Linked DNA regions of Homo sapiens: region 2 is linked to region 1. Evidence: read pairs that join two places in POLR2A ChIA-PET (ENCODE). Cell type or tissue: MCF 10A. All regions are shown on one strand. Each heading gives the region's core, and the rest is flanking DNA. Links, peaks and the distances in the headings are about the cores only. Region 1 holds the start of TRC-GCA8-1 (tRNA-Cys (anticodon GCA) 8-1). Region 2 has its middle 9.3 kb from the start of ZFYVE1.

What was found. ChIA-PET counts read pairs that join two places held together with the same protein. Peaks named below come from ENCODE experiments on the same cell type or tissue, not always from the same donor. Only the 100,000 strongest peaks of a DNase experiment are listed, where the experiment ranks them.
Region 2: POLR2A ChIA-PET joins it to region 1 with 5 read pairs; 6 of 35 experiments call an interaction of 5 or more read pairs at or near these places.

The regions. Positions count from the first base shown.
Region 1 is chr14:72,958,229-72,973,980 of GRCh38, reverse strand. DCAF4 (DDB1 and CUL4 associated factor 4) reads right to left here. Exons shown (of 14, transcript NM_015604.4): 14 at 14,278-15,369. The coding sequence ends at 15,176. It overlaps TRC-GCA8-1 (tRNA-Cys (anticodon GCA) 8-1), which reads right to left and starts at 11,010; the gene lies at 10,939-11,010. ZFYVE1 (zinc finger FYVE-type containing 1) reads left to right here. Exons shown (of 12, transcript NM_021260.4): 12 at 2,867-4,530. The coding sequence ends at 3,099. It also overlaps the pseudogene LOC100420966 and the pseudogene RPS12P1. RefSeq lists an enhancer at 3,037-3,538. In MCF 10A, for the core only: no CTCF peak of the experiment used is centred there; DNase peaks (open chromatin) are centred at 8,580, 10,920, 11,520 and 12,210.
Region 2 is chr14:73,028,561-73,044,312 of GRCh38, reverse strand. It overlaps the pseudogene RN7SL586P. Among named protein-coding and RNA genes, the nearest start is that of ZFYVE1, 9.3 kb to the right of the region's middle. RefSeq lists a silencer at 8,008-8,181. In MCF 10A, for the core only: no CTCF peak of the experiment used is centred there; a DNase peak (open chromatin) is centred at 7,072.

The DNA.
Region 1 (15,752 bases), core at 6,681-14,680:
AGATGGGTGGTAAAGGAATCAATTACACAATGCCACACATTTGCTTGCTTCTGCTGAATGCCTTAGTAGTTTCATGTTTATTGCTGGAAGCCATTCTCTTACAGCATCTAGTGCTGTGTAACGAGCTACCTTAAAATGTAAAGGCTTAAAACAGCCATCTTTGATGTCTTTGCAGGTCTAGAAGTCAGGAAGGGTAATTATTCAGCTCCAAGTGGCATTGGCTCTAGTTACTACCTGATATTCCAGGGTGGTAGCTGGAGTGGTCTCAAGGGTCCAAGCTGACCTCACTTACAAGCTGGGTGCCTTGGCAGGGACAGTTAGGAGGCTGTGTGTAGCAGAGCCTCACTCGGTCTTTGTATTCTCCAGGCCTCTTCAGTGGTTTCTTTGGCACTTCTTAAATGATGTCAGGGTTCCAGGAGTTAATGTTCCAAGAGACAGGAAGTGGATGCTGCCCATCTCTTTTTTTTTGTTTGTTTGTTTGTTTGTTTTTTTGAGATGGAGTCTTACTCTGTCACCCAGGCTGGAGTACAGTGGTGCGATCTTGGCTCACTGCAACCTCCGCCTTCCAGGTTCAGGCAATTCTCCTACCTCAGCCTCCCAAGCAGCTAGGATTACAGGCACGTGCCACCATGCCCAGCTAATTTTTGTATTTTTAGTAGAGACGGGGTTTCACCATGTTGACCAGGCTGGTCCCGAACTCCTGAGCTCAGGTGATCCACCGGCCTTGGCCTCCCAAAGTGCTGGGATTACAGGCGTGAGCCACTGTGCCTGGCTGAAGCTGCCCATCTCTTGAGGCCTAGGACTGCAGACAGGCACTTCTGCTGTCATCTCCTGGAGTCTGCTGCCGTCACAGGTTTGTCTAGATTCAAGGGAGGGGGCAGGAGTGTCAAAGATGGAAAGTGGGTGAAAGATTCTATGGCTGTCTTTAGTCTGTCACACCAGCCAAACTGTTAGTAGTTTAAGATTTAAAATAGCTGGCCGGGCACCGTGGCTCACGCCTATAATACCAGCACTTTGGGAGGCCAAGGCAGGTGGATCACGAAGTCAAGAGATCAGTCTTGGCCAACACACGGTGAAAACCCGTCTCTACTGAAAATACAAAAAAATTAGCCAGGCGTGGTGGCGGGCACCTGTAGTCCCAGCTACTAGGGAGGCTGAGGCAGGAGAATGGCATGAACCCGGGAGGTGGAGCTTGCAGTGAGGCGAGATCGCACCACTGCACTCCAGCCTGGGCAACAGAGCGAGACTCTGTCTCAAAAAAAAAAAAAAAAGAAGATTTAAAATAGCTACCCAGCCCTGGATGTGAGGGGTATTTGTATTTAGGATGGCGAGGGGGAGAGGGAGGGAAATCAACCAGTGCTTGGCAGGCTTACGCAAGGCTGGCCAGGCCTGGGGCAGCGTGGCACATTGTAGGGGAGCGAGCAAAAGTGAGTAGTGATGAAAATGGCCTGGAGCAGATTTCCTCATTGCAGCTCACAAAGTGAGTAGATGATGTAGGAATTGCTGGATTTGCCCAAGCTTAAATCTCAGGTTGCATCTGTCCCCAGGGGTACCTGGGAGAGGCAAGAACTGTCCTTGGCACAGAAGGCAGAGCATAGCCTGCTGGCTGTGCTCACCAAGTGCTCCCATTCTGAGCGCCCACAGGGTGTTGAGTACCAGGCCAGTGTGTCAGGCATGTTCTTTCTTCTCATCCTCATCACAGTTCTTGAAGGTGGGTTGTTAAAGATGAGTAAGCCCCTGAGAGGTTAGCTAACCTTTCTTTTTTTTTTGAGACTGACTCTCGCTATTGTCCAGGCTGGAGTGCAGTGGTGTGATCTTGGCTTACTGCAACCTCCACCTCCCAGGTTTAAGCGATTCTCATGCCTCAGGCTTCCAAGTAGCTGGGGTTATACCACCACGCCCGGCTAATTTTTGTATTTTTAGTAGAGACAGGGTTTCACCATGTTGGCCAGGCTGGTCTCGAACTCCTGACCTTGAGTGGTCCTCCTGCCTCTGCCTCCCAAAGTGCTGGGATTATAGGTGTGAGCCACCATGCCCAGCCTTAGCTAACCTTTCTTAATCCAGCAGCTGCTGATTAACCTGATCTCAGTAGAATTGGGATTTGAGTGTCTGACTCCAGAGCCCAGACTTCTTTATATTTCCTCCAGGGGTTCTTAACACGGCTGCCCCTTCAGTTTACAAGGAGGGCTTCATAGATACATAAAGATCAAGGAGCTGGGTGTGGGGGTGCATGCCTATAATCCTAGCTACTTGGGAGACTCAGGCAGGAGGCTCCCTTGAGTCCCAGTAATTTGAGACCAGCCTGGGCAACAGAGTGAGACCCTGTCACAAAAGAGAAAGAAAGGGCGTGGTGGCTCATGCCTATAATGTTATGCCTACAATCCCAGCACTTTGGGAAGCCGAGGTGGGCAGATCACTTGAGACTAGGAGTTCGAGACCAGCCCGGACAACATGGTGAAACCCTGTCTCTACAAAAATTAGCCAGGTGTGGTGGTGCACACCTGTAGTCCCAGCTACTTGGGAGGCTGAGGTGGGAGGATTGTTTGAACCCAGGAGGCAGAGGTTGTGGTGAGCCGAAATCGTGATACTGCACTCCAACCTGGGCGACAGAATGAGACTCTGACTCCAAAAAATCTTAAAAAATGTGAAAAAGGAAAAGGGAAAATCAGTGCCTATGCGACAGCCCCAAAGACTCTGATCTGGATGTGAGTGGCAGAGCCTGGGCTTCTGCATTTTTAAAAAGCTCTGTCAGCAATTCTGTGTGCAGTTGGGATTATAAGCCAGTAAGCATCCGAGGATGGCCTCTTGCTAGTTGGGCCTCGGGGTATTGGGCTTTGGGTGCCCTGACCATTGTTCCCTGCCTTAGGTCTGGTAAAGGACGCGGCCAGGCCTGCGTACTGGGTGCCTGACCACGAAATCCTCCACTGCCACAACTGCCGGAAGGAGTTCAGCATCAAGCTCTCCAAGCACCACTGCCGGGCCTGCGGACAGGGCTTCTGTGATGAGTGCTCCCATGACCGCCGGGCTGTTCCTTCTCGTGGCTGGGACCATCCCGTCCGAGTCTGCTTCAACTGCAATAAAAAGCCCGGTGACCTTTAACCCCAGCCCCCTCTCCGAGTCCTTCACAATTCCTTAGGTTCTCAGGGTTAGAAACAGTCTTGCGAGGTAGGCCCTCCTCCCAGTCACCTGCTGTGGTGTGTGTCCTCTCCTCTCCGCATCCAGGGCCACTTTCCCTCAGTGGGGGTGAGCCTGGCGGCAGGCCCGAAGGTGTGGACCCCTCAGGGCAGGGGACCTTGCAACTTATCGCAAAGGGGAATGAACCTGAATCCGTTGCATTTATTTCAGTTAAAAATAATGAATATATATGTGTATATCTCTCTCTCATATATACATATGAAAGGCACTCGGGGCGTATCGAGGCTGCTGCTGGCTGTGAAGACTTCGCACAGTCTCCTCCGCACAGGGTGAGGTGGCAGTGGCAGCACGTCTTCCTCATGAGCCGAGCCAGGTCCATGGCCACCACGTGGCTGGCCCCTTCCTCTGCTGCTCTTGGAGCCTTGGAAGCCTCTCCTGTCCTTGGCTCTTCCCTCCATGCCTGTCAGCTGCCTGGGGAGTGAGCCTCCCTGGTCCTTCCTGCCTGAAACAGCCTGAAGGGAATTCTCCCTAGGTCTCCTGGGAGTCGAGTCCCAATTCTTGGCTTAAGCCTGTTTTAGTCAGAGACCACCCAACTTAGCGTGCAGGTCACCGGAGTGGGTGGAGGGTCAGAGGTCGGGTCTTCGGCCCTGAGAAGTAGAAATGCAGGGGCCGTGCTGTCCCTGGTCCCCCAGGGAACAGCAAGGAAGGAACTGAGCCTTCTCCAGCAGGGCTTCCTGTCCCGATGCTTCTGTCTCCACTCGGCTTTCCCAAAAGGCGGCACCCAGCTCCTCAATCGAAGCATCTGCCTCCCACCCCTCGGCCCCCTCAAGCCCACCATCTGCTTCTGAGTGTCGCACTAGGATTTTCATTGCTTATTTTAAAGTGTCTTAATCCTTTGTTCCCAGACACACAACCCCTCTAGCTCTCGGAGGGGCGATCATGAGAAACCTTCCAGGGAAACTGAGCACAGGATGAACTGTTAGTTGTTTTTAAAAGTCTATATAAATATTTCAACAGATCGTAAAGAAAAAATTTATCTCTTTGGTCCTTGCAAGAGAAGTCAAAGGAACTTTTGTTTCTCCTCAAGAGCCTGGACATCTCTGTCTGTCATGACTGGAAAGGGCCCGTTGTGCTGAAATCCTATCATCATGGTGGATTTGATCTTCAGTGGCCAAACACGAATTAAAGTATAATTCTTAACTGAACTGGTGGGTGGGTTGAGCTTTAGGGAAGTATATGGCGGTCATTCCTGGTGCGCCTATCGGTGTGACATGAGCCCTGGAGTGTGTCGTCCCTCTCAGCCCTGCTCCTCCTGCCTCCTGGGGTCCAGTGACTGGGACCCTACTCTAGAACTGTGTACCATCCAATTCGCCATCATAAAGGAATCTTCCTGCATCTCGACTGTGCTGGCTCTTTCCTCTCATTCCATCAGTGCCTTCCAGCCACCATCTGTCTCCAGCTGATGGTGGCTTTCCAAGCAGAGGCCAAGTAAGGGGCATGTTTCAAGGGCGGTAATATTTTACCTGCAAATACTGCAGTCTTTTACTCTGACAAATAAGAACTTTTTCAAAACCATAGCCGGCTGGGCGTGGTGGCTCATGCCTGTAATCTCAGCACTTTGGGAGGCCAAGGCCGGAGGGGGATCACTTTAGGTTGGGAGTTCGAGACCAGCCTGACCAACATGTAGAAACCCCGTCTCTACTAAAAATACAAAAAATTAGTTGGGTGTGGTGGCGCAATCTTGTCATCCCAGCTACTTGGGAGGTTGAGGCAAGAGAATTGCTTGAACCCGGGAGGTGGAGGTTGTGCTGAGCTGAGATTGCACCATTGTTGCACTGTAGCCTGGGCAACAAGAGTGAAACTCTGTTTAAAAAAAAAAAAAAAATGGCCAGGCGCGGTGGCTCACGCCTGTAATCCCAGTACTTTGGGAGGCCAAGGCGGGAAGATCATGAGGTCAGGAGATCAAGACCATCCTGGCTACCATGGTGAAACCCCATCTCTACTAAAAATACAAAAAAAATTAGCCGGGCGTGGTGGTGGGCACCTGTAGTCCCAGCTACTCAGGAGGCTGAGGCAGGAGAATGGCTTGAACCCAGGAGGTGGAGTTTGCAGTGAGCCGAGATTGCGCCACTGCACTCTAGCCTGGGTGACAGAGTGAGACCCCGTCTCAAAACAAACAAACAAACAAACAAAAAAACCCCACCATAGCCAAGTACCCCCAAACCATGATCCTGTGCAGTGGATGTCAGTCTCATGACCACAGCCTGTTGTCCCCAGCCCTTCGCTAGATACCATGCCCCACCCAGATCAGTGTGCTGACTGGGACCAGAGCTTTGAGCTGGTCATGAATATTCCTTTATGTAGGGAAGGCAATAGCTGACAGTCATGGAATTCTCTCTAGTGACTAGAGGGCCCCCACATTCTTACCACTTATCCTGTACTTAGAGGTGTTCCTCAGACCTTTCTGCAGCCGGGGTCACCCGGCAGACCCCCTTTCTGCAGCCGTGGCATTGGCTGAGCAAGGCTCAGCGGTGGCGGTTTCACAGCTTGGGTTCTCTGGGTTACACTCTGGCAGCTGTCGGGTCAGGGTCTGTTGAGGAATCCTCTCGCACAGTAGAAGAGATGGGGTATTAGTCCTGATTTTCACTCCCTAGGTTTAAAATACGTAGTCCTGGCTAGGCGTGGTCACTCATACCTGTGATCCCAGCACTTTGGGAGGCCAAGGTGGGCGGATCACTTAAGCCCAGGAGTTTGAGACCAGCCTGGGCAACGTGGTGAGTGAACCCTGTCCCTACCAAGAAAACCAACCCCTCCCCCCAAAAAAGCTGGGCGCCTGTAATTCCAGCTACCGGGAGGCTGAGGTAGGAGGATTGCTTGAGCCTCAGAGATGTCACTGTACTCCAGCCTGGGTGACAGAGTGAGAACCTGTCTCAACAACAAAAACAAACCTATTGAACTATTATACATCTATACTTCAGCTTGATTTTCTCAAACTGAATACTACGTAACCAATCAGCACCCAAATTAAGAAACAGAACATGGCTGTCCTGCAAGAACTCCTGGTCCCTCCCCCCACCAGGAGTAACCACTATCCGACATGTAGTAACAGATTTTCGTCCCCTCTCCTTTTCAGGGGGAGCCATGGAAAGGGTTTTAATCACTTTCTGGTTTAAAAGGCTTGCTCATAGGTAGAGACAGTTGTTGAACATATCCCTGAGGGCTGTGACTGGAGATTGCAACTTGTGGCTGAGAATGACGCGGTCTGTGATCAATGAGACCAAGTGGGATCCTTACACATCCCTTGGGTTTAACTGCTGATTTATTTGGGAACCGGAAAAGCAAAGAGAACCAATATTTAGGTGCCTGTTAACGTGCCTTGCACTATGCTAGGAGCTTTACATGGTTAATTGTCACAACCACACTGGAAGGTCCGCAGTAGGGTTCTTGTCTTACAGCCTAAGACACTGGCTCCTACAGGATCAGAAGCCCAGCATTGCCCGGCACACTCCAAGCTGGCCTGAGTCCAGGCAGCCCCAGACCCCTTCTATCACCATCGCACTGTAGAGTTTCTCCCCCTGTTTTCCTTCCCCTTCACAGCTTGTTAATTCTTTTGCATTTCCAGGTAAGGTCAATATCTTCTTAGGAGGAAAGGTAAGAATCAAGGTGACTGCTAGTGTGGTCAGCAAGCTTAGCTTTGATCATTTCCATTGGCCTTGAAGATTCTCATGGCTGAGGGCAATCACACTTTTTCACTAAAAGCAGCTTTATTTTTCACTAAAAAGACTCACTGGCTGAGAGATTAAACAAGTTGATCTAGCCTATAACATGAGCTAAGCTTCCAATTTTTTTTTTTTTTTTGAATTTTATAGAGATGGGGTTTTGCCATGTTGCCCAGGCTGGTCTTGAACTCTTGGCTCAAGCAATCTGCTGCCTTGGCCTCCCAAAGTGCAGGGGGTACAGGTGTGAGCCATTGTTCCTGGCCAGCTTCCAATTGTTAAAAAAAATTGATTCAATGTTAATTTTGCAGCTATGTTTGCATTTTCCATTTCAGACTTACCATGATTAGGGAGAGACAGTGGAACCCACAATCGTAGTCTGTAATTCTTCTCATCATGAATAGGATGTTTTAGTTACTGTACAAAATCTGAGCACATTTTAACTCCTAAATCTTAAATTGCACCTGGTATAATTTTTTTTTTAATGTACTTTGGAAATCGTCACATACTCGTGAACACTAAAGCCCATAGGGTATGGGGTTTTCTGGGATTAGATAATCTGTAATTTAGTGACAGGCTCATGTGAACAGAGCCATCTTTGAAACTACCATTTGTAGACAGCGAGCCATGCAGTCCTCCAGTACATGATGCTGTACTGAGGGACTTAACCACTGCCACGTTTTCAACAGCCACCTTAAACTGGCCATACCCTTAACTCTAGCCAGAATCTCTCTGACGCTCTGGCTTTATCCTTAGATAACTCCATTTCATATCCAAAGATAGTGGAACTCAGCTGGGCATGGTGGCTCGTGCCTATAATCCCAGCACTCTGGGAGGCTGAGGCGGGAGGTTCACTTGAGGCCAGGAGTTTGAGACCAGCCTGGGCAACATAGCAAGACCCTGTCTCTGTGAAAACAAACACAAAAACACTGCAACACAAGCAGAGCCTGAATGGATTTCCCAGCCACCATGGCACCTCGGTTCTGGCTGCCCTGGACTACCAGGAGCATTTGTGTCTGCGTGCCTTTGCTCAGATTATGGTGTCTACAGAGAATATCCTTTTTGGTATTGCAGCAGCTGCCTTTATTCACGCGAAGCCAAGAGTGCAAGCAGGCAGGCAGGTAGTAGGAGCAAGCAGGGAGACCTGAGCAAAGATACGATAGCCAGGCCCAGGCCAGAAGGTACTGTGGGAGGCAGAGGCAGTGAGTCTTAAGGAAAGAGGAAGAAAAGGGGAAAATGTTGAACTGAACCCAAGAAGATCTTAAATGTCCAGAGGAACAGTAAGAAGCCCATTCTCCCCAACACAAGGGGCCTAATAAGAGTCTTGAACTTCAGTAGGAGCCTCAGCTGGCTCTGCTACACTTATCAGCAGAAGACCTTGGGCAAATCACTCTCTTGAGATTCAGTTTTTTCTTCTGTAAAGTGTGGAAATTTACTTTCTAGGGTTGTAGTAATGAAAGCAAAATCATGCTGGCAAAACAAAAAATTGTTCATCTATCATAACAAGTGTCTAGTTGCATCAAATGCTGGGGAAACGAAACTTCCTGAGGTGTCTTTTACGCTGAGCCTTAAAAGTTGGACTTTTCTGGATGAAAAGGAGTTGGGCAGCTTGAGCAGAGGCCCAGATGTGTGGGGGACAGGCTTGAAACGTGGTGTCCCGAGAGCACCAGGTGTGAGGCAGAGATGGCGCAAGAGGATGGAGAGGCATATGAGGTCAGATCACAAAAGGCCACACACTCTATCTGAGTCACAGGAAGCCATCAAAAGCAAAGATCTAGAAAGATCATTCCTGTGGCAGTACAGTGGATGGACTGGAGAGGACAGACTTAGAGTAGGACCAGAGCCTTTTAGCAACACGTACAAATGGAGAAATCAAGAAGAAATGGAGTTTAGCCTGAAATTGTTTTTGGAGATGGTTGGAAGATTTAGACCAGGACAGATCTAGGGTTGACAGGCAATAGAGAGGGGCTGATTCAGTGTTCGATGAAGGATGCCTGCTGTGAGGAACCTTTCTGGGGACACCCAGGAGGCTGGCAGTGCCCTCCAAACCATGTTGGGCCAGTTGGATTCTCGGGTGTCCACAGCAACATGGGACATGAGGCAGTATTTATTTGTGGGCTTTTTTTTTTTTTGAGACGGAGTCTTACTCTGTCGCTCAGGCTGGAGTGCAGTGGTGCAATCTCGGCTCACTGCAGCCTCCGCCTCCAGGGTTCAAGGGATTCTCCTGCCTCAGCCTTCTGAGTAGCTGGGATTACAGGCGTGCACCACCACGCTTGGTTAGTTTTTGTATTTTCAGTAGACACGGGGTTTCACCACATTGGCCAGGCTGGTCTTGAACTCCCAACCTCAAGTGATCCCAAAGTGTTGGGATTACAGGTGTGAGCCACTGCACCCGGCCAGTATTTGTGGACATTTTTGATAACCAGTGTGTGCCATTCATTGTTGTCTCTAGAAGGCTATAAGTAAGCAAACACTGAGCTAGTCAGCAAGGGGTCTATCACAGCTCAGTGCTGCCGTCACAATCACCTGCTCATTTGCTACCTTTCATTGTCACCTGGGGAGTAGGGCAAAATGGAAAATCCTTCAAGGCCAGGCACGGTGGCTCACACTTGTAATCCCAGTGCTTGGGATGCCAAGGCATCCCTTTGAGGCCAGGAGTTCTAGACCAGCCTGAGCAACATGGCAAAATCCTGTCTCTACAAAAAAAAGAAACCCCAAAACCTCAAAAATCAGACTGATGTGGTGGCACACGCCTGTAATCTCAGCTACTCAGGAGGCTGAGGTGGGAGAATTGCTTGAGCCTGGGGGGGTCAAGGCTGCAGTGAGCCAAGATCACACCTGGGCGACAGAGTGAAACCTTGTCTAAAAAAAAAAAAAAGAAAAATGCTCAGAGATTGTAACATATTAATTTTTATGACATCAGTGGTAACAAGCAAACTGGCCAAAATGCTTAATCAACTTCTTGGCCAAGTTTAACCCCTTTTCATGCAACCTAGACCACATTTTAGGTGCAGTGAGTGTTAACCAAGAACAAACTGCTGCTCTTTCCCCCCCGCCACTGAGTCACGGAGGCAGAGGCTCAGGTGTGTTCAAGAATCAGCTTCCCCCCTAACCCACCACCATGGCCCAGGAAGGCATCACTGCTGGAGGTGTCATGGACCTTAATACTGCTTTATAAAGGTCCCAAAGGCTGCCCTCATCCATGATGGCCTAGCACATGGAATTTGAGGAGCTGCCAAAGTCCTAGACAAGCGCTGGGCACATCCTTGTGTGCTGCCCCCAGCTGTGATGAGCCTGCCTATGTGGCTGAAGACCCTTGGTGCTGAACACCGGATCACCCTAATTACAGTTGATGACAAGAAACTAGGGGAAAGGGTGAGCCACTGTAAAACTGACAAAGGGAAAACCCCATAAGGTGGTTAGTTGTGGTTGCGTAGCATTAAAGACCATGGCAAAGGATGTCATCAAAGAGGTTTTTTTTTTGTTTGTTTTTTGAGACAGTCTCTCCTGTCACCCTGGCTGGAGTGCAGTGGCATGATCTGGGCTCACTGCAGCCTCCACCTCCTGGGTTCAAGCAATTCTCCTGCCTCAGCCTCCCAAGTAGCTGGGATTACAGGCACGCACCACCACACCTGGCTAATTTTTGTATTTTTAGTAGAGACAGGGTTTCTCCATGTGGCTCAAGCTGGTCTTGAACTCCTGAACTCAAGTGATCCGCCCACCTTGGTTTCCAAAGTGCTGGGATTATTGGCGTGAGCCACTGTGCCTGGCCCTTCTTTCATGTTTTAATTCAAGGGAGCTTTTCAAAAGTATATGTTGAAGGAACATTTTTATATATACTCTGACACACACCCGATGGCCAAATTGTGTTCACAGCTCTCAGACTTACTCATAGATTTAGAATCTCCTCAGGTACTTGGTCTTAATGGAAGGCAGCGGAGGTCCTAAAGGGGGGCTTTCTGTCCTAATGGTCAGCTGGAATGTGGGAGGAGCAATTTTAGCACAAGAGCAAGCTGAAAATCCCTCTATCTTTTCTGGTGACGCTGTGGCTGACAGTATTTACTTTTAAATGAGAAAACATCCGGGAAGGGGGCACCCGGATTTGAACCGGGGACCTCTTGATCTGCAGTCAAATGCTCTACCCCTGAGCTATACCCCCTTCACCTATCAGGAACTCCTTCCTTGTCCACTTATGGTGACTCAATACAATCAAGTTCCACCCACACTAGAGTTCTGGCAAGCTTTGTGTCCTAAAGCCCCACCTTCTTAATTATCCATCATCTGCTTTGGCTTTTCCCTTGGCCACCAATAAACTGAAAGGGAACACTTGAAAAATGACATCCTGGGTTGGGCGCAGTGGCTCACGCCTGTAATCCCAGCACTTTGGGAGGCCAAGGTGAGGTCAGGAGTTTGAGACCAGCCTGACCAACATGGCGAAATCCCGTCTTTGCTAAAAATACAAAAAAAATTAGCTGGGCGTGGTGGCAGGCGCCTGTAATCCCAGCTACTAGGGAGGCTGAGGCAGGAGAATTGCTTGAACCCTGAGAGGCGGAGGTTGCAGTGAGCTGAGATCACACCACTGTACTCCAGCCTGGGCTAAGAGAGAGAGTGTGCATGCGTGTGTGTGTGTGTGTGTGTGTTTTGTAAAGACAGGGTTTTGGCATGTTGCCCAGGCTGGTTTCAAGTGATCCAACTGCCTAAGCTCAAGCAATCCTCCTGTCTCGGCATCACTTCGGCCTCCCAAAGTGCTGGGATTACACGCATAAACCACGGAGCTTGGCCTTTGCTCTGTTCTTGATGGAAACAGTAGCCAGCTCTGATCCTGGGGTCCTGCTGATAGCTGGGGAAGTGTTTTATTGAGGATGAATAGTGTGGCTCCTTCTTATCCCACTGGCAGGGTAGAAGTGAAGCCTCTCCGAGTGCAAGGGCATAGGCCTGAGAAGCCCTTCTCGTCTCACCTCCTCTCCAGGGTAAGAGAAGCTGAGAGTACAGCTGGCTCCTTCCTCCAGTCTCAGGGAAGAAACGGCACACTTGGAGACACAAATTTTTTTAATGTAAAATAACATTGAGAGTTCACCTAAACATCTGTCTTAGAAATTCAGGTTGAGGGCTATGAAGGGAAGAGATGCTGTTAGAACAGAGGGAAGTGGGTGACCTCTCCAAAGACAGACGTGCTCCGACGGAGAGCTGGGGTGTTCCCGCGGTAGCCAAACCTTCCACTGAACCCACTGACCAGTTTGACATCAGCATTGTAGTGGCCATCTGCTGGAGAGGATGCCCTTGGGGGCAAGGAGAGAGAGGCCTGAGCCTGCTTCCAGTCCACCTCTTGGCTTCCCCATTCCCCTGGGTGTGGTATGGGATGCCAACCAGGTGTAGTCACTGCATTCCCCATGCCCACAGCCAAACACGCAATCCTCAAATGTCCTGAGCCTCTGGGCTGAAAAGCCAAGGGCTGGTGAGGTTGAGGGACAGAAGGCTTCCTAGAAATAAAACCCTGCACCAGGAATAATTGCGGGAAGACTGTGAATGGTTTGTGCTGGGACAGGAGGGGCCAGAAATTCTGGGCTTGGCAGAGCTTGCCTTTCTCCCACGAGAAATGAGAAAAATCTCACCCTTGTCTCTGACCCATGTGGAAAAAATGGATGAGATCAAGATCAATTGGACCAAATGGTACAAAGGATCATGTGAGTAGAGGAGTGGCCCAGGATGGTGGAGTTGGGCTGGGAGGAGGGTTTACCCTGTTAGAAAAGTATCTCTCAACTCTTTCCCATTGTTGTTAACCTGGGCCTGGAAAATGAGCAGGACACAGCAGTGAGGGGAACAGGGGCTTCAGAGTTGGGAAGAGCGGAATCTTAATCCCAGCTCAGCCCTTCTTGCCAAACCACTTTAACTCAACAAACTTGTTTCCCAAACTGTGCCGTGGGGTTAGTGTGAGGGTGAGAAGTGTCTTACAAATGGCTCGTGTCTGTAATGCCAGCACTTTGGGAGGCTGAGGCCAGAGGATCACTTGAGCCTAGGAGTTCAAGACCAGCCTGGGAAACATAGGGAGACGCCATCTCTACAAAAAATAAAAAATTAACTGAGTGTGGTGGTGCACACCTGTGGGCCCAACTGCTCAGAAGACTGAGGTGGGAGGATTGCTCAAGCCCAAGGAGGTCAAGACTGCAGTGAGTAGTAATTGTGCTACTGCAACTCATGCACTCCAGCTTGGGCGACAGAGTGAGACCATGTCTCAAAAAAAAAAAAAGGTGGGGGGGGCCTGACATACAGTAGGTGCTTATTAGCTAGTATCAGGGAGTACTGTGCCACCATCTGCTTGTGTATGTGAAGAAAAGCTGGAAAGATGCAGTCCCTGGGCCTCTTCCCCTCAACCAGGCTTTGCTATGGCCCAGGAACCATCATGAGGCTGGAAATGGAGGCAGCACTTGCCTGTCTCTGCCCAACTTCTCCTGTTGAGGTATCTCTGTCCTTTCCTGAAGATGTGGAGGATGCATTCTACTATCCAGCCATCCCTTCCTGTGCCACCATGATCCTGAATGTGGGAAAGAGAATACAGAAGACTGTCAGCCACAATGCTGAGGGGGCACAGTGCAAACTGCCCTGGGGTTTGCTGGTGGGAGAAGGAAGAGGTCAGAGCCTTAGATAACTGGGGCGGACGGATTAAATATATTTAAGAATCGGGCCAGGTGCGGTGGCTCAGGCCTATAATCCCAGCACTTTGGGAGGCTGAGGCGGGCAGATCACCTGAGGTCAGGAGTTTGAGGCCAGCCTGACCAACATGTAGAAACCCCCATCTCTACTAAAAATACAAAATTAGCCAGGCGTGGTGGCACGCGCCTATAATCCAACCTACTCGGGAGGCTGAGGCAGGAGAATCACTAGAACCCAGGAGGTGGAGGGTGCGGTGAGAGCGCCATTGCACTCCAGCCTGGGCAACAAGTATAAAACACCATCTCAAAAAAAAAAAAAAAATTTGGTTCTTTATAGAATATGCTGTATTAGTCAGGGTACTGGCAGGAAACATTCAAGTGGGTAACTGCGAGTCTACCTAGTGAGGCATTCTGGGCCAGCAACAGTGAGGTGTGATGACCAGCTGTAGGTCTGAAGGGACAAATGAAGAGTTGCTGGAACCCGGCTCTCTCTGAGCGCTTTCCAATAGAAGTGGTGGGTTTTGGTTACAGCCACCCACAGCCCAACCAGAAGGGAGCCGGGGAACCACTCCCTCTCCTCTTGCCCTCTGTGTTCTACTGCTGCTTCCCACTGGCTGAACCTACCTAGCTGCTGGGAGCCAGGGAACCCTGACCTAGTCCAGAGGTGAGTCTTTTGGGCATGCACAGAGCAGGGTGGAGATGGACAGATGATGAGGGCAGAGTGGGTCTGGAGGGGCCCAGGGAAGCTCTCCAGGAAGGCTATGAAAGCTGGTCCCAGCAGCCCAAGCTCATGATCTCCTAAGTCATTCACAGAAGTGCATGTCACACCATGATTCTTCTCTTGGTTTTATTGTTTGGTAGAAAAACAGGCTCTTTAACACTGAATAAACATCTCACGAACTGTCGCTCCTAGATTACAAAAAGTCAAAACCAATTTCCTTTGACGCCGGGCCCTTGAATCTGACATTCAAGTCACCGTAATAGAAACCAGAGCTGCTGAACCTTACATTCTGGAAGGTGCTTGAACAAAGGCATGTTAAGGACCGTTTAAAACTTCTAGCATGTAAGAAGATCCATCTTTCCTTCCAACGCCTTTGGATAATAACAGCAGAATCCCGGAGATCTGCTGCTGAGTTTGAGAAGGCCAAGTTTAAGGATTCCAAACTCCAGCCTTCAATATTTCTGCAGAAACTTAGAGAAGTAACCTCCCCGTCCTCTCCGCTGGCTTCCCCAAGTACAGATGCAGGATGCAGGTCTTTCTTCCTGCTACCCAGGCACCGAGGACTCAAACCATCTCACCGTCTCATCACTGGGCTTCTTCAATGGGCTCTTGGAGGAAGAAGCTTTTCGTTTTTGCCAATCTTCAGTCCTTAGAAAAGTCCTTTTTGTTAAGAAAAGGCAGGGAGGGTTAACTAAGTTCTAAGAATTCAATAAGAAAAGGAAAGAGGTACCTTTTATGAAAAGGACTTCCAAGCTCTCTCAGCCAGCAATTTAACTCAAATAACTTTCCTGAGCATCTCCACACGGAACATTCAGCACTTCTCTCCTAGCAGCCAGAGGATGGGATCTGTGTACACTGAGTGTCACTTAAAACACCCTCATTAGATGCAGTAAAAAGTTACGCTTTACTCCCGTAAGTCAAATCCACATGGCTCTGGGCTGTGCCCTGCAGAATTAGCTGTAGGAGTAACAGTAAAGGTCCTGCCCGACAGCCATGAGCAGCCCCGGCGCGCCCCGGGAGCCCCCCAGCCGCGACGAGAAGGCCACACTGGGAATGTCGGCCTTGGAGGCAGGGTACGGGGAGGGTATGGTTCTCAGTAGGCGGGCATCGTGGAGGCTCCAGATTCTCGTGTAGCAGTCCTGGCCCACTAGGAAAGAGGAGAGACACATGGCAGGCTAGTGAGAGAATGCAAAGGAAAACTTACCTACATGTGGACATGGCTTCCCAAGATTCCTCAGGGCTGTGATTTCATGTGAGCCAAAACACAAACTCATTAACGGACAGTATTTCTACGGATAACCCAAGTCGCCCTGTTGTGCTAGAACAATGACAAGATGCCCTGGTTGGCTGTGTGATGCCATGAATGGCTCGGAGACATCCTGGCTAATGTCTGGGTATTCTGCTGCTCTTGATGTCACGGAACGTTCAAGTGCGAGTGTGGCCCACCTGGTCTAGGTGACATGCAACTGATTTCCCCCATTTTTTAGGGACAGGGTCTTGCTCTGTCGCCCGGGCTGGAGTGCAGTGGTG
Region 2 (15,752 bases), core at 3,277-11,276, 74 kb before region 1:
GCCATTGCACTCCAGCCTGTCAATAGAGCAAGCTCTGTCTCAAAAAAAAAAAAAAAAAAAACTTATTCCTAAGAGGAGGCGGTGACCCCTCTGGACCCAGATTTCACTATCTTTGTGTGTCTATTATTTTGACGCTACTGTAAATGGAATTCTTTTCTTTTTTTTTCTATTAATTTATTTGTTTAGAGATAGAGTCTCCCTCTGTCACCCAGGCTGGAGTGCAGTGGCTCGATCTCGGTTAACTGCAACCTCCGCTTCCCAAGTTCAAGTGATTCTCCTGCCTCAGCCTCCTGAGTAGCTGGTACTATAGTCGCAGACCACCATGCCTGGCTGATTTTTTTTTTTTTTTTTTGAGACGGAGTCCTGCTCTGTCGCCCAGGCTGAAGTGCAGGGTAAGATCTCGGCTAACTGCAACCTCTGCCTCCCAGGTTCAAGCTATTCTCCTGCCTCAGCCTCCCTAGTAGTTGGGACTACAGGCATGTGCCACCACACCTGGCTAATTTTTATATTTTGAGTAGAGATGAGGTTTCACCATGTTGGCCAGGCTGGTCTCGAACTCTTGACCTCAAGTGATCTGCTCACCTCGGGCTCTGAAAGTGCTGGGTTTACAGGCGTGAGCCACCACACCCAGCCAGCTGATTTTTATTTATTTATTTATTTATTTATTTATTGAGATGGAGTCTCCGTCTGTCGCCAGGCTGGAGTGCAGTGGCACGATCTCGGCTCACTGCAATCTCCACCTCCCCGGTTCAAGCGATTCTCCTGCCCCTGTGTCCCAAGTGGCTGGGACTACAGCTGTGCACTACTACACCCAGCTAATTTTTGTATTTTTAGTAGAGATGGGGCTTCACCATGTTGGCCAGGATGGTCTGGATCTCTTGACCTCATGATCCACCCGCCTCAGCCTCCCAAAGTGTTGGGGATACAGGTGTGAGCCACTGCGCCCTGCCTGATTGTTATTTTTATTTTCATTTTTGAGATGGAGTCTCCCTCTGTCGGCCAGGCTGGAATGCAGTGGTGCAATCTCGGTTTACTGCAACTTCCTACTCTGAGGTTCAAGTGATTCTCCTGCCTCAGCTTCCCTAGTAGCTGGGATTATAGGCGTGTGCCACCACGCCTGGCTAATTTGTTGTTGTTGTTGTTGAGACGGAGTCTTGCTCTGTCGCCCAGGCTGGAGTGCATTGGTGCGATCTTGGCTCACTGCAACCTCTGCTTCCCAGGTTCGAGTGATTCTCCTGCCTCAGCCTCCCAAGTAGCTGGGATTACAGGCATGTGCCACCATGCCCAGCTAATTTTTGTATTTTTAGTAGAGATGGGATTTCACCATGTTGGCCAGGCTGGTCTCGAACTCCTGACCTCAGGTGACCACCCGCCTTGGCCTCCCAAAGTGCTGGGATTACAGGTATCAGCCACCGTGCCTGGCTTTTTTTTTTTTTTTGTATTTTTAGTAGAAACGGGGTTTTACCTTGTTGGCCAGGTTGGTCTTGAACTCCTAACCTCAAATGATCTGCCTGCCTTGGCCTCTCAAAGTGCTGGGATTACAGGTGTAAGCCACCACACCTGGCCTGTTTTCTTTTTCTTTTATTTTAAGAGACAGGGTCTTTACTATATTGCCCAGTCTGGTCTTGAACTCCTGGATTCAAGAAATCCTCCTACCTTGGCCTCCCAAAGTGCTGGGATTACAGGCATGAGCCACCGTGCCCGGCCCTTTGTTTTTTATTTGAGATGGCATCTTGCTCTGTTGCCCAGGCTGAAATGCAGTGGTGCAATTTTGGCTCACTGCAACCTCCGCCTCCTGGGTTCAAGCGATTCTTCTGCCTTAGCCTCCCCAGTAGCTTGGACTACAGGTGTGTGCCACCACACCTGGCTAATTTTTGTATTTCTTTCTTTTTTTTTTTTTTTTTGAGATGGAGTCTCGCTCTGTCACCCAGGCTGGAGTGCAGTGGTGCAATCTCGGCTCACTGCAAGCTCTGCCTCCCTGGTTCAAGCGATTCTCCTGCCTCAGCCTCTAGAGTAGCTGGGATTACAGGTGCACGCCACCATACTCAGCTAATTTTTGTATGTTTTGTAGAGACGGGGTTTCAGCATGTTGGCCAGGCTGCTCTCAAACTCCTGACCTCATGATTCACAAGCCTCAGCCTCCCAAAGTGCTGGGATTAAGTGATGAGCCACTGCAGCTGGTGTTTTTTTTTGTTTGTTTTTTTGTTTTTTTTGTGTTTTTTTTTTAAGACAGAGTCTTACTCGGTGCGCAGGCTGCAGTGCACTGATGGGATCTCAGTTCACTGTGACCTTCACCTTCCAGGTTCATGTGATTCTCCTGTCTCAGCCTCTGGAGTAGCTGGGACTTCAGGCACATGCCACCACACCTGCCTAATTTTTTGTATTTTTAGGGGAGACAGGGTTTCACCATGTTGGCCAGGCTGATCTGGAACTCCTGACCTCAAGTGTTCCACTGCCTGGCCTCCCAAAGTGCTGGGATTACAGGCGTGAGCCACCGCACCTTGCCTCTTTTTTTTTTGTTTGTGTTATTTTGTTTTGAGACGGAGTCTGTCTATGTTGCCAAGGCTGGTCTAGAACTCCTAGGCTCAAGTGATCCCACCAGAGAGATCAAAACAAACAACTGAAATTCTTTGAGTATAATGTCTGTTCTGCTCCCTCTGGTACTGGGCACTCTTACTGTGAACACGGTGCATCTTCAAGGTCTCTTTTGTGCTGAGGAACAGGGGAAGGTTCAGCATAAGGTACAATGTCACAAAGCTCTTCTATGAAGATTCAGTTGTTTTTTTTTAACTAAGCATTTCCTCAGTTGTGGCAAGGTTCCGATGAGTAGCCAGAGTTCTGAGAATGATCATTCTGTGAGTTTCTGTCAGTTTATCCATGGTCCTTGTGGAGGGACAGACCAGGTGTTCCTTATGCCACCATTTTCACCAGCTTCCCCTGTTTCTTCTCCTGTTTCCCATCCCAGTAAGTTCTTTATCATATCCAATTGCTGAGATGTTATCCTGGGCATTATTCCTTATTTTCTCTCTCCTCTACAAACCCTTACACGCCTGCCTATTGCCCTCAGTATAAAATGCAAACCTGACAATCTAATTTACAAGCTCCATCACAGGCCAGGTGTTGCCCAGGCTAGAGCGCAGCCTCAGTTCACTGCAACCTTTGCCTCCTGGGTTCAAGCAATTCTCCTGACTCAGCCTCCTGAGTAGCCGGGATTACAGCCACGTGCTACCGCACCTGGCTAATTTTTGTATTTTTAGTAGAGATGGGGTTTTGCCATATTCCAGGCTAGTCTTGAACTCTTGGCCTCATATGATCTGCCCGCCCCAGCCTCCTAAAGTGCTGGGATTACAGGCGTGAGCCACCGCACCTGGCCCCCACCATTTAAAAATGTAAAAACCACTGGGCACAGTGGCATGTTCCTATAGTCCCAGCTACTCGGGAGGCTGAGGCAGGAGGATTGCTTGAGCCCAGGAGTTCTGGGCTGCAGCACATGATGCCAAATGGTTGTCTGCCCTAAGTTCAGCATCAATATGGCGACCTCCCAGGAGCGGGAAACCACCAGGTTGCCTAAGCGGGGGTGAACCAGCCCAAGTCGGAAACAGCAGATGAAAATTCCAGTGTTGCTCAGTAGTGGGATCACACCTGTGAATAGCCACTGCACTACAGCCTGGGCAACATGGTGAGACCTGTCTCTTAAAATTAATAAATAATGTACAAACCTTTTTTTTTCTTTTTGAAATAGAGTCTGCTTTGTGGCCCTGGCTGGAGTGCAGTGATTGGTTCAGTCTTGGTTCACTGCAACCTCCGTCTCCCAAATTCAAATGATTCTTGTGCCTCAGCCTCCTGAGTCGCTGGGACTACAGGCGCGTGCCACCACACCCGACACATTTTTGTATTTTTAATAGGAATGAGGTTTCACTGTGTTAGCCAGGCTGGTCTCGAACTCCTGGCCTCAAGTGATCCACCTGCCTCAGCCTCCCAAAGTGCTGGGATTACAGGCCTGAGCCACCGTGCCCAGCCTAAAATCATTCTTACCTTGTGGGCCATACAATAACAGGTGGCGTGTAGTTTGGACATCCTTCATGTAGATAAAATAATCTCTGCAATTCCTTCCTGTTCCAAAATGCCATAATTACTATATGTAAATCAGCCTCTCCCCCAAATCTATCCAAACGTATTTATCCTACAGCCTTTCCCTAAGGGCTGTTTTCTGTTTTTTCCAGGTAAGAGGTAAATACAGTAATATGATAAATGAATCCTTTTTGGATGCATTTTAGCAGGAATCCTGGAGAATTTGTCCCTGATATCCCTTTAAGGGATTCATTTTGAGGTCAGTTTTTTCATGCCAAGGGAAAGACTCTTTGAGGCTCTTCAGCTCATCTCTAATTTCTCTGGTTCTAGGCCTTTCCACTGTTGGCTGCACATTAGAATCATCTGGGAACCTTTGGGGGAAAAGCAAAAGCAAAACAGAATACTGATACCAGGCCTAATAAATCAGATTCTCCAGGAGCAGAGACTGGACATCAATATTTTTTTAAAAACCCAAAAACCTTCAGATGATGTTAAAGCAGAATCAGGGTTGAATACCAATGTGTTTTTCAATTACTTAGAGGCTCCAGTTGTATTTACAAATTTTGGTGTGCATAATAGTCACTGTGGTACTTGTTAAACAAGGAGATTTTCCTCGCTCCACCCCTAGAGATTATAATTCAGTAGATCTGAGTGGGGTTTAGGAATCTACATTTTTAAGTGGCCCAGGTAACTTTTATTTGGGTGCTATGAAGCCATCACTGTAAGAGACACTACCATAGGTATTATGAATATATAAGTGAGTTGGAGATTGGTGAGCCTGTGTTTTCTCATTGTTTGTTTTTTTTTTTTTTGAGATGGAGTTTCACTCTTGTTGCCTAGGCTGGAGTGCAATGGCACCATCTCGGCTCACCATAACCTCTGCCTCCCGGGTTCAAGTGATTCTCCTGCCTCAGCCTCCCGAGTAGCTGGGATTACAGGCATGTGCCACCATGCCCGGCTAATTTTGTATCTTTAGTAGAGATGGGGTTTCTCCATGTTGGTCCTGCTGGTTGCGAACTCCTGACCTCAGGTGATTCGCCTGCCTAGGCCTCCCAAAGTTCTGGGATTACAGAGCCCTCACGCCCGGCCTTATTGTTTGATTTTTATGGTGATCTGTTAAACATGATTAATGTTCTACACAAGTTAATCTATGCCAATAGAAGTGAAAAGACTGGGCCGGGCGTGGTGGCTCATGGCTGTAATCCCAGCACTTTGGGAGGCCAAGGCGGGTGGATCATCTGCTGGTCAGGAGTTCGAGACCAGCCTGGCCAACATGGTAGAACCCTGTCTCTACTAAAAATACAAAAATTAGCTGGGCATGGTGGCAGGCGCCTATAATCCCAGCTAGTTGGGAGGCTGAGATAGGTTCAAGAATCCAGGGTTCAAGCAATTCTGCCTCAGCCTCCCGAATAGCTGGGATTACAGGCGTGCGCCACTACACCCAGCTAATTTTTGTATTTTTAGTAGAGATGGGGTTTTGCCATGTTGACCAGGCTGGTCTGGAACTCCTGACCTGAAGTGATCTGCCTGCCTCGGCCTCCCAAAGTGCCGGGATTACAGGCATGAGCCACCGAGCCCAGCCATCTTTATTATTTTCTTCTCTTTGCTTATTTTGGATGACTTGAGCCCAGGAGTTTGGGCAACCTAACAAGACTCCCATCTCCACAAAAAATTTTAAAAATTAGCTGGGTATAGTGGCACACACCTATAGTCTCAGCTACTTGAGAAACCGAGGCAGGTGGATTGCTTGGGCCCAGGAGGTCAAGGCTGCTATAAGCCATGATTGCATTGCTGCAGTCTATTAAGTTTCAACATGAATTTTCGAGGGGACACAAACATTCAAACTATAGCAGGTATTTTCTGACATTCTTCATTCTTTTGTGTGAATCTAATTGCCCTCTGATATCATTTTCTTTCTGCTTAAATAATGCTCTTTTTTTTTTTTTTTTTTTTTTTTTTTTGAGATGGAGTCTCACTCTTGTCGCCCAGGCTGGAGTGCAATGGTGCAATCTCGGCTCACTGCAACCTCCGCCTCCTGGGTTCAAGTGATTCTCCTGCCTCAGCCTCCCATGTGGCTGGGATTACAGGTACCCAACACCACGTCTGGCTAATTTTTGTATTTTTGTAGAGAAGGGGTTTCACCATGTTGGCCAGGCTGGTCTCAAACACCTGACCTCAGGTGATCCACCCACCTCGGCCTCCCAAAGTGCTGGGATTACAGGCGTGAGCCACCACGCCCGGCCTAAATAACATTCTTTATCATTTCCTTATAGTGCAGGTCTGCTTATGATTAATTTCCTATGATTTGGTTTGTTTGAAATGTCTTCATTTTGCCTTCATTTACATATTTGATTATTACAATAGCTGAGAATCTCAGCGGTAAAAATATATTATTTATTATTGATTCTTATTCATGGAGACTTGTTTTTGTGAGTTCATGCTTAGCTTAAGTTTATTTGTGACAAACTTAGAAGTTTGAGTTGAGGAGGTTTCTTCCAAAGAAGGTTTGCAATTTATATTTGCTGTGTGCCAAAGTGCAGTACCACCTTGGGGTCACTAGAATTCAACACTCAGACCCTAAAAAATGAGAGTAAAACTATGTTCACAAATTCTCAGAAGACACTTTTTTTTCCTTTTTATTGAGATGGAGTTTTGCTCTTGTTGCCCAGGCTGGAGTGCAAAGGTGCAATTTTGGCTCACTGAAACCTCTGCCTCTCAGGTTCACGAGATTCTCCTGCCTCAGCCTCTCGAGTAGCTGGGATTACAGGCATGCACCACCATGCCTGGCTAATTTTTGTATTGTTAGTGGAGATGGGGGTTTCACCATGTTGGACAGGCTGGTCTTCAACTCCTGACCTCAAGTGATCCATCTGCTTCAGCCTCCCAAAGTGCTGGGATTACAGGTGTGAGCCATTGCACCTGGCATTTTATTTTTTTTTTAGTGTTTTCCTCTGTTGCCCTGGCTGGAGTGCAGTGACTCAATCTTGGCTCATTGCAAGCACCGCCTTCTGGGCTAAAGTGATTCTCGTACGTCAGCCTCCTGAGTAGCTGAGATTGATTACAGGAATGCACCACCATGCCCGGCTAATTTTTGTAGTTTTAGTAAAGGCAGGATTTTACCATGTTGGCCAGGCTGGTCTTGAACTCCTGGCTTCAAGTGATCTGTCTACCTTGGGCTCCCAAAGTGCTGGGATTACAGATGTGAGCCACTGCGCCTGGCCTGCACCCAGTTAATTTTTAAATTTTTTGTAGAGATGGGGTCTCACACTTTTGCCCAGGCCGATCTTGAACTCCTGGGCTCATGCAATCCTCCTGCCTAGATCTCCTACATTGCTGCGCTTACAGGTGTGAGCCACTAGGCCTGGCTCCTTTTTTTTTGAGATGAAGTTTCGCTCTAGTTGCCCAGGCTGGAGTGCAATGGCATGATCTCAGCTGACTTCAACCTCTGCCTCCTGGGTTAAAGCGATTCTCCTGCCTCAGCTTCCTGAGTAGCTAGGATTACAGGCACCTGCCACCATGCCTGGCTAATTTTTTGCATCTTTAGTAGAGATGGGGTTTCACCATGTTGGCCAGGCTGGTCTCGAACTCCTGACCTCAGGTGATCCACCTGCCTCGGCCTCCCAAAGTGCTGGGATTACAGGCCAAGACTGCGCCACTGCACTCCAGCCTGGGCAATAGCGTGAGACTCTGTCTTAAAAAAAAAAAAAAAAAAAATTAGGTGCCTTTCTCCAAGCTGAGAAATGGAGAAGGAAGCAAAGTGTTGAGTGTATCATTTGAGTTCCAGATTCAGCTTTGGCTAAAACTGTCATATCTCAGATTGTTCAGTTATGTAAGCCAATACATTTCTTTTATTGATTAAGGCAGTTTGATTTGTAATTTGTCTTAATTAATGGAAGAAAGATGTTGCTCATAGTTCAGCAGGACTTAAATGTAATTTGATGAAATATGTTATCATACTTATTTATTTATTTATTTATTTATTTTGAGACAGAGTTCACTCTTGTTGCCCAGGCTGGAGTGCAACGGCATGATCTCGGCTCACCGCAACCTCCGCCTCCCGGGTTCAAGCGCTTCTCCTGCCTCAGCCTCCCGAGTAGCTGGGATTACAGGCATGCGCCACCATGCCCAGCTAATTTTGTATTTTTAGTAGAGACAGGGTTTCTCCATATTGGTCAGGCTGGTCTCGAACTCCCGACCTCAGGTGATCCGCCCGCCTCGGCCTCCCAAAGTGCTGGGATTACAGGCCTGAGCCACCGTGCCCGGCCATACTTATTTACTTATTTATTGAAACAGGGTCTTGCTCTGTCACCCAGGCTGGAGTGCAGTGGCGCGATCTCGGCTCACTGCAACCTCCGCCTTCTGGGTTCAAGCAATTCTCCTACCTCAGCCTCCCAAGTAGCTGGTACTATAGGCATACGCCACCACTCCAGGCTAATTTTTTGTATTTTTAGTAGAGACGGGGTTTCACCATATTGGCCACGCTGGTCTCGAACCCCTGACCTCAAGTGATCCTCCTGCCTCACCTTTCCAAAGTGCTAGGATTATAGGCGTGAGCCACCTTGCGGCCTATATTATCATATTGAAAGAGAAACAAATCAACCAGAAATAGAGTCGGTCAGCCATTTAAGTCTAGAAAAAGGAAAGTTATTTTAGCAACATATAGGATTGCTCCCGGCTTCAAGCGATCCTACCATCTCAGCTCCCAAATTGCTGGGATTACAGGTGTGAGCCACCACGACTGTAAACTGTGTGAACAAATGTGAACCTGAAAGAGCCAATCATTAAAGATGGATCCTGGGTGGCTGATTGTGCCTAAATTTAAAATAGAGCCAAGCAGCCATTTGCTGATGACTAGATGTCACACACACAGAGTTCTTCTCTCTCTCTCTCTCTCTCTCTCTTTTTTTTTTCTGAGACAGAGTTTCGCTCTTGTCCAAGGCTGGAGTGCAATGGCGCGATCTTGGCTCACCGCGACCTTCACCTCCCGGGTTCAAGCGATTCTCCTGCCTCAGCCTCCCGAGTAGCTGGGATTACAGACATGCGCCACCAAGCCCAGCTAATTTTGTATTTTTAGTAGAAATGGGGTTTTCCATGTTGGTCAGGCTGGTCTTGAACTCCCGACCTCAGGTGATCTGCCCACCATGGCCTCCCAAAGTGCTGGGATTACAGGCGTGAGCCACCGCACCCGGCCCACACTCTGAGTTATCTAAAAACCAGTGTTTATTTATTTATTTATTTTTTGAGACGGAGTCTTGCTCTGTCGCCCAGGCTGGAGTGCAGTGGCGTGATCTCTGCTCACTGCAACCTCTTCCTCCCAGGTTCAAGTGATTCTCCTGTCTCAGCCACTGGAGTAGCTGGGATTACAGGTACCCGCCACCAAGCCTGGCTAATTTTGTATTTTCGGTAGAGACCGGGTTTCACCCTGTTGGCCAGGCTGGTTTCGAACTCCCGAGTTTCAGTAATCTGCCCGTCTCAGCCTCCCTAAGTGCTGGGATTACAGGTGTGAGCCACTGCGCCCAGCCCAAAACCAGCGTTTTTTAAAACCTTGGTACTTTCAGAACTCACCTGAGCTGGCCGGGCGTAGTGGGGCGCGTGTGTAATCCCAGCACTTTGGGAGGCCTAGGCGGGCAGATCACTTAAGGTCAGGAGTTCAAGACCAGCCTGGCCAACAGGGTGAAACCCTGCCTCTATTGAAAGTACAAAAATTAGCCGGGCGTGGTGGCACATGTCTGCAATTTCAGCTACTTGGGAGGCTGAGGGAGAAGAATCACTTGAATCTGGGAGGTGGAGGTTGCTGTGAGGGGAGATTGCACCATGGAACTCCAGCCTGTGCTACAGAGTGAGAGAGATCCTGTCTCAAAAACAAACAAACAAACAAACAAAACACAACCAAAAAAACCATTCACCTGAACCAACCAATCAGAACTCAATCTGGGCTGAAGAGGCCAATCAGAACTGAGCTATATTGACCAATCAGAACTAAGCTAGTTTGACGCCTTCATTTGCATAAATGGACCTGATTGGAACTTGGGCAGGAACTTGTGCTATAAAAGCCGAACTGTCCAGCTGGACGCGGATGGCTCACATCTGTAATCCCAGCACTTTGGGAGGCCAAGGGGTGGGGGGGCAGATCATCTGAGGTCAGGAGTTCGAGACCAGCCTGACCAACATGGTGAAACTCGTCTCTACTAAAAATACAAAAATTAGCAGGACCTGGTGGTGTGCACCTGTAGTCCCAGATACTCGGGAGGCTGAGGCAAGAGAACTGCTTGAACTGGGCGGTGGAGGTTGCAGTGAGCCAAGATCCCACCACTGCACTCCAGCCTTGGTGACAGAGCAACACTCCATCTCAAAAAATAAAAATAAAAATAAAATAATAAAATACTGAACTGTCTCTTTAGTTTTTGGAGCTTAACTTCGTTTTACACGGAAGGCCGCATTTCTATAGTTTGCTAACTGTTCACTAGAATAAAAGCCTTTTTCCTCCAAATTCCTTTTCAGATATATATATATTTTCAGAGACAGAGTCTTGCTCTGTCGCCCAGGCTGGAGTGTATGATCTCAGCTCATTGCAACCTCCGTCTCCCAGATTCAAGCGATTCTCATGCCTCAGCCTCCAGAGTAGCTGGGATTACAGGTGTGTGTAAATAGCCACAAAGCTTGGCTAATTTTTGTATTTTTAGTAGAAACAGGGTTTCACTATGTTGGCCCAGCTGGTCTCGAACTCCTGGCCTCAATTGCTCCACCTGCCTTGGCCTCCCAAAGTGGTGGGATTACAGGCATGAGCCACTGCCCCTGACCAAAGCTTGATTTTTCTAGACATCCTGAGGCAAGTGGGACAGAAGACAAAGCCCAGGACCTGGGGGAAGAGGGAAATCTAAATCTAGGAACTCAGTCTACAGTTTCAGTGAGGGAAAATGGGAAGTAATTATATCTTTCCCCAACAGAGTGAAAAGAAAGATGTCTTGGAAGAGAGAGTTTGTGGAGGTGTGTGTGGGTGGCACTAGACCCATAAGCTAGCCCTCCCAGGGATATGTAGCCCAAATATACATCTCCTGGTGGTCAAAAATACAAACCTCAAATGGTGAATTGTTTCAAGTGTCCTTCTTTGCAGAAGCAAAAGCAAATCCTCTCTGGAGGAATAAACCTTTATCCTAGGCCTCCAAGAATTCCCACAAATATTTTCCAAGGAAAATGTGGCTCATGGTAAAAAATAACTTAGTGTGCAAAGAATGAGAATGAGTAAAGAAAACTGACATGAGAAACAGATCTGCTAATTTCAACGATCTGGTAAAAGAATAAAAGTAGGCCAGGCATGGTGGTTCATGCCTGTAATCCCAGCACTTTGGGAGGCCGAGGCGGGTGGATCACCTGAGGTTAGGAGTTCGAGGCCAGCCTGACCAATATGGTGAAACCCCAGCTCTACTAAAAATACAAAAATTAGCTGGGTGTGGTGGTGCTCGCCTGTAATCCCAGCTACTCTGGAGGCTGAGGCAGGAGAATTACTTGAACCCAGGAGGTGAAGGTTGCAGTGAGCCGAGATCGCGCCACTGCACTCCAGCCTGGGTGACAGAGCGAGACTCTGTCTCAAAAAAATAAATAAAATATAAATAAAGGCCAGGCATGGTGGCTCATGCCTGTAATCCCAGCACTTTGGGAGACCAAGGTGGGAGGATCATGAGGTCAAGAGATCGAGACCATCTTGGCGAACATGGTGAAACCCCGTCTCTACAAAAAATACAAAAATTAGCTGGGTGTGGTGGCACTCGCCTCTAGTCCCAGCTACTCAGGAGGCTGAGGCAGGAAAATTGCTTGAACCCTAGAGGCAGAGGTTGCAGTGAGCCAAGGTCGCACCACTGCACTCCAGCCTGGCAACAGAGTGAGCCTCTGTCTCAAAAAAAAAATAAATAAATAAAAATAAATAAATAAAATAGTTTATTAAACACCATTTTGTTCCCAGGAGATATATGTGTGTGTGTGTGTGTGTGTGTGTGTGTGTGTGTGTGTGTATAAACATATACATATATATATACACATATACACATATATACACACACATATATACACATATATACATATATACACATATACACATATACATATATATATACACACATATATATATACACACATATATATATACACACACACACACACACACATATATATATATATATATATATATATATATACACTTTTTTTTTTGATACAGAGTTTCACTCTTGTTGCCCATGCTGGAGTGCAATGGCACAATCTTGGCTCACTGCAACCTCCGCCTCCCAGGTTCAAGCGATTCTCCTACCTCAGCCTCCCAAGTAGCTGAGATTACTGGTGGCTGCCACCACACCTGGCTAATTTTTTGTATTTTTAGTAGAGATGGGGTTTCACCATGTTGGTCAGGCTGGTCTCGAACTCCTGACCTCAGGTGATCCACCTGCCTTGGCCTCCCAAAGTGTTGAGATTACAGGCGTGAGCCACTGCACCTGGCTGCAAGTGAGGTTTTTATTTTTATTTTTATTTTTTTAGATAGGGGTCTATCTTGCCCAGGTTGGTCTTGAACCCCTGGGCTCCAGTGATCCTCCCACATCAGCCTCTCCAGTAGTTGGGGTTATAGGCACCTGCCACCACACCAGACCCAAAGGTTCTATCTATACAAACACCACGTCCCTATGGTCATGTGTTACACATTCCAAATAGATTTACATCCCAGATGTAGTGGCGCATGCCTGTAGTCCCAGCTATTTGCGAGGCTGAGGCAGGAGAATTGCTTGAACCTGGGAGGCAGAGGTTGCAGTGAGCCAAGATCATGCCTCTGCACTCCAGCCTGGGCAACGGAGTGAGACTCTGTCTCAAAAAAAAAAAATATTTACATCCAGAAGGCAGGGTTGTGTTTGCTGTTTTTCCCATCATTTTATTTTCTTTATTTTTAGGAAGACGGAAAAGAGATGTGGGGGAGGGTTCTCACTATATTGCCCATGCTCTTCTGGAACTCCTGGGCTCAAAGGATCCTCAGGTCTCAGTCTCCAGAGTGGCTGGGATTACAGACATGCACCACCACCGTGCCTGGCTAAAGGAAACTTTTTTTTTTTTAGACAGAGTTTCCCTCTGTCACCCAGACTGGAGTGCAATGGTGCGATCTCGGCTTACTGCAACTTCTGCCTCCCAGGCTTAAGTGATTCTTATACCTCACCCTCCCGAGTAGCTGGCATTACAAGCAGGTGCCACCACACCTGGCTAACTTTTGTATTTTTAGTAGAGACTGGATTTTGCCATGTTGGCCATGCTGGTCTTGAACTCCTGACCTCAAGTTATTTGACCACCTTGGCCTCCCAAATTGCTGGGATTACTGGTGTGAGCCACTGTGCCCAGCCAAGGAAACTATTATGGCTCCAAGTTACTATAGGGGTAGTCCTATCTGAAGTCCAATGGCACCATCTCAGCTCACTGCAACCTCTGCCTCCTGGGTTCAAGCAATTTTCCTGCCTCAGCCTCCTGAGTAGCTGGGATTACAGGCGCATGCCAACACACTCGGCTGACTTTTTGTATTTTTAGTAGAGATGGGGTTTCACCATATTGGCCAGGCTGGTTTCAAACTCCTGACGTTGTGATCTGCCCGCCTCGGCCTCCCAAAGTTCTGGGATTACAGGCGTGAGCCACTGTGCCCGGCCCAGAAATTTTTTAATGTTTATTCTTTTTTTTTGAGACGGAGTCTCACTCTGTCACCCAGGCTGTAGGGCAGTGGTGCGATCTTGGCTCACTGCAACCTCTGCCTTCTGGGTTCAAGCAATTCCCTGTCTCAGCCTCCTGAGTAGCTGGGATTACAGGCGCCCGCCACCAGGCCCGGCTAATTTTTGTATTTTTAGTAGAGCCAGGGTTTTGCCATCTTGGCCAGGCTGGTCTTGAACTCTTGACCTCGTGATCCACCTGCCTCGGCCTCCCAAAGTGCTGGGATTACGGGCATGAGCCACTGCGCCCGGCCCTAGAAGTTGTTTTTAGAAAACAATTTCTCAGCCATGTTTCATAATCCAACCATTGGCTCTCTGCCCAATATTGAAAATATAATTTTCAGCAATTTAATCCTCATATATGGGTCATTATTATGTAGATTTGATTTTGCTAGTGGTTTACTTATGTCCCTGGAATCATAAGGTAAAAAGTATTGGACTTCAAGTCAGCAGATACAGTCTTGTCCCAGATTTGTCAATAATTTGTTGTGTAACCCTGGCAAGTCACTTAATCTTAGTTTTCTCTTCTGGGTTAACAATTATCAAGATAGAATCATAGTATGTTGGAATTGGCAGGGACTTCATTAATTACAATTTCTATTTTGTGGAGAGGTTGAGTGACTTACCCAACCACCTGTATAGTCAGGACGTTTTCTTTCTTTCTTTCTTTTTTTTTTTTTTGAGATGGAGTCTCTCACTCTGTCACCCAGGCTGGAGTGCAATGGCACGATCTCGGCTCACTGCAACCTCCAACCCCCGGGTTCAAGTGATTCTCTTGTCTCAGTCCCTCTAGTTGCTGGGATTACAGGTGCACGCCGCCATGCCTGGCTAATTTTTTGTGTGTGTGTGTGTTTTAGTAGAGATGGGTTTTTACCATGTTGCCCAGGCTGGTCTTGAACTCCTGAGCTCAGGCAATCCACCCGCCTCAGCCTCCCAAAGTGTTAGGATTACAGGCGTGAGCCACTGCGCCCAGCCTCTTTTTTTTTTTTTTTTTTTTTTGAGATGGAGTTTTGCTCCATTGCCCAGGCTGGAGTGCAGTGGCACAATCTTGGCTCACTGGAACCTCTGCCTCTGGGGTTCAAGTGATTTTCCTGCCTCAGCCTCCAGAGTAGCTGGGATTACAGGCACATGCCACCATTCCCAGCTAATTTTTTGTATTTTTAGTATAGTCATGGTTTCACCATGTTGGCCAGGACCTCAAGTGCTCTGCGTGCCTTGGCCTCCCAAAGTGTTGAGATTACACACAGGAACAACCACACCAGGCCTTCAGGAGCTTTTCTAGAGCAAGCAGTCAATCTTTGGCAACACAGACTCAGGCTTTCTTTCAATGTTGTTTCAAGAAACAAACAAAAAGTGAAAGCACTAAACAAATATAAGGCCATAAAAAAAGAAAAAAAAGCCTGATAAATGTTAACCATTAGCCTGCACTGTAGCCTGAAAACTTATCTGAAAATTTAGCCCATCTAACGCAAAGAAAATTTCTTTCTTTTTTTTTTTTTCTTGTTTGAGACAGAGTCTTGCACTGTTGCCCAGGCTGGAGTGCAATGGTGCGATCTTGGCTCACTGCAACCTCTGCCTCCCGGGTTCATGTGATTCTCCTGCCTCAGCCTCCCGAGTAGCTGGGATTACAGGTGCACACCACCACACCCAGCTAATGTTTTGTATTTTTAGTAGAGATGAGGTTTCACTATGTTGGCCATGCTGGTCTTGAACTCCTGAGCTCATGATCCGCTCTCCTTGGCCTCCCAAAGTGCTGGGATTACAGGCATGAGCCACCGTGCCTGGCCCTCAAAGATAATTTCAAATTGAGAAGTTCTGAAAGTATAATAGCTTTTTTTTTTTTTTTTTTTTGAGACAGAGTTTCCCTCTTGTTGCCCAGGCTGGAGTGCCATGGCGTGATCTCGGCTTACTGCAACCTCTGCCTCCCAGGTTCAAGCAATTCTCCTGCCTCAGCCT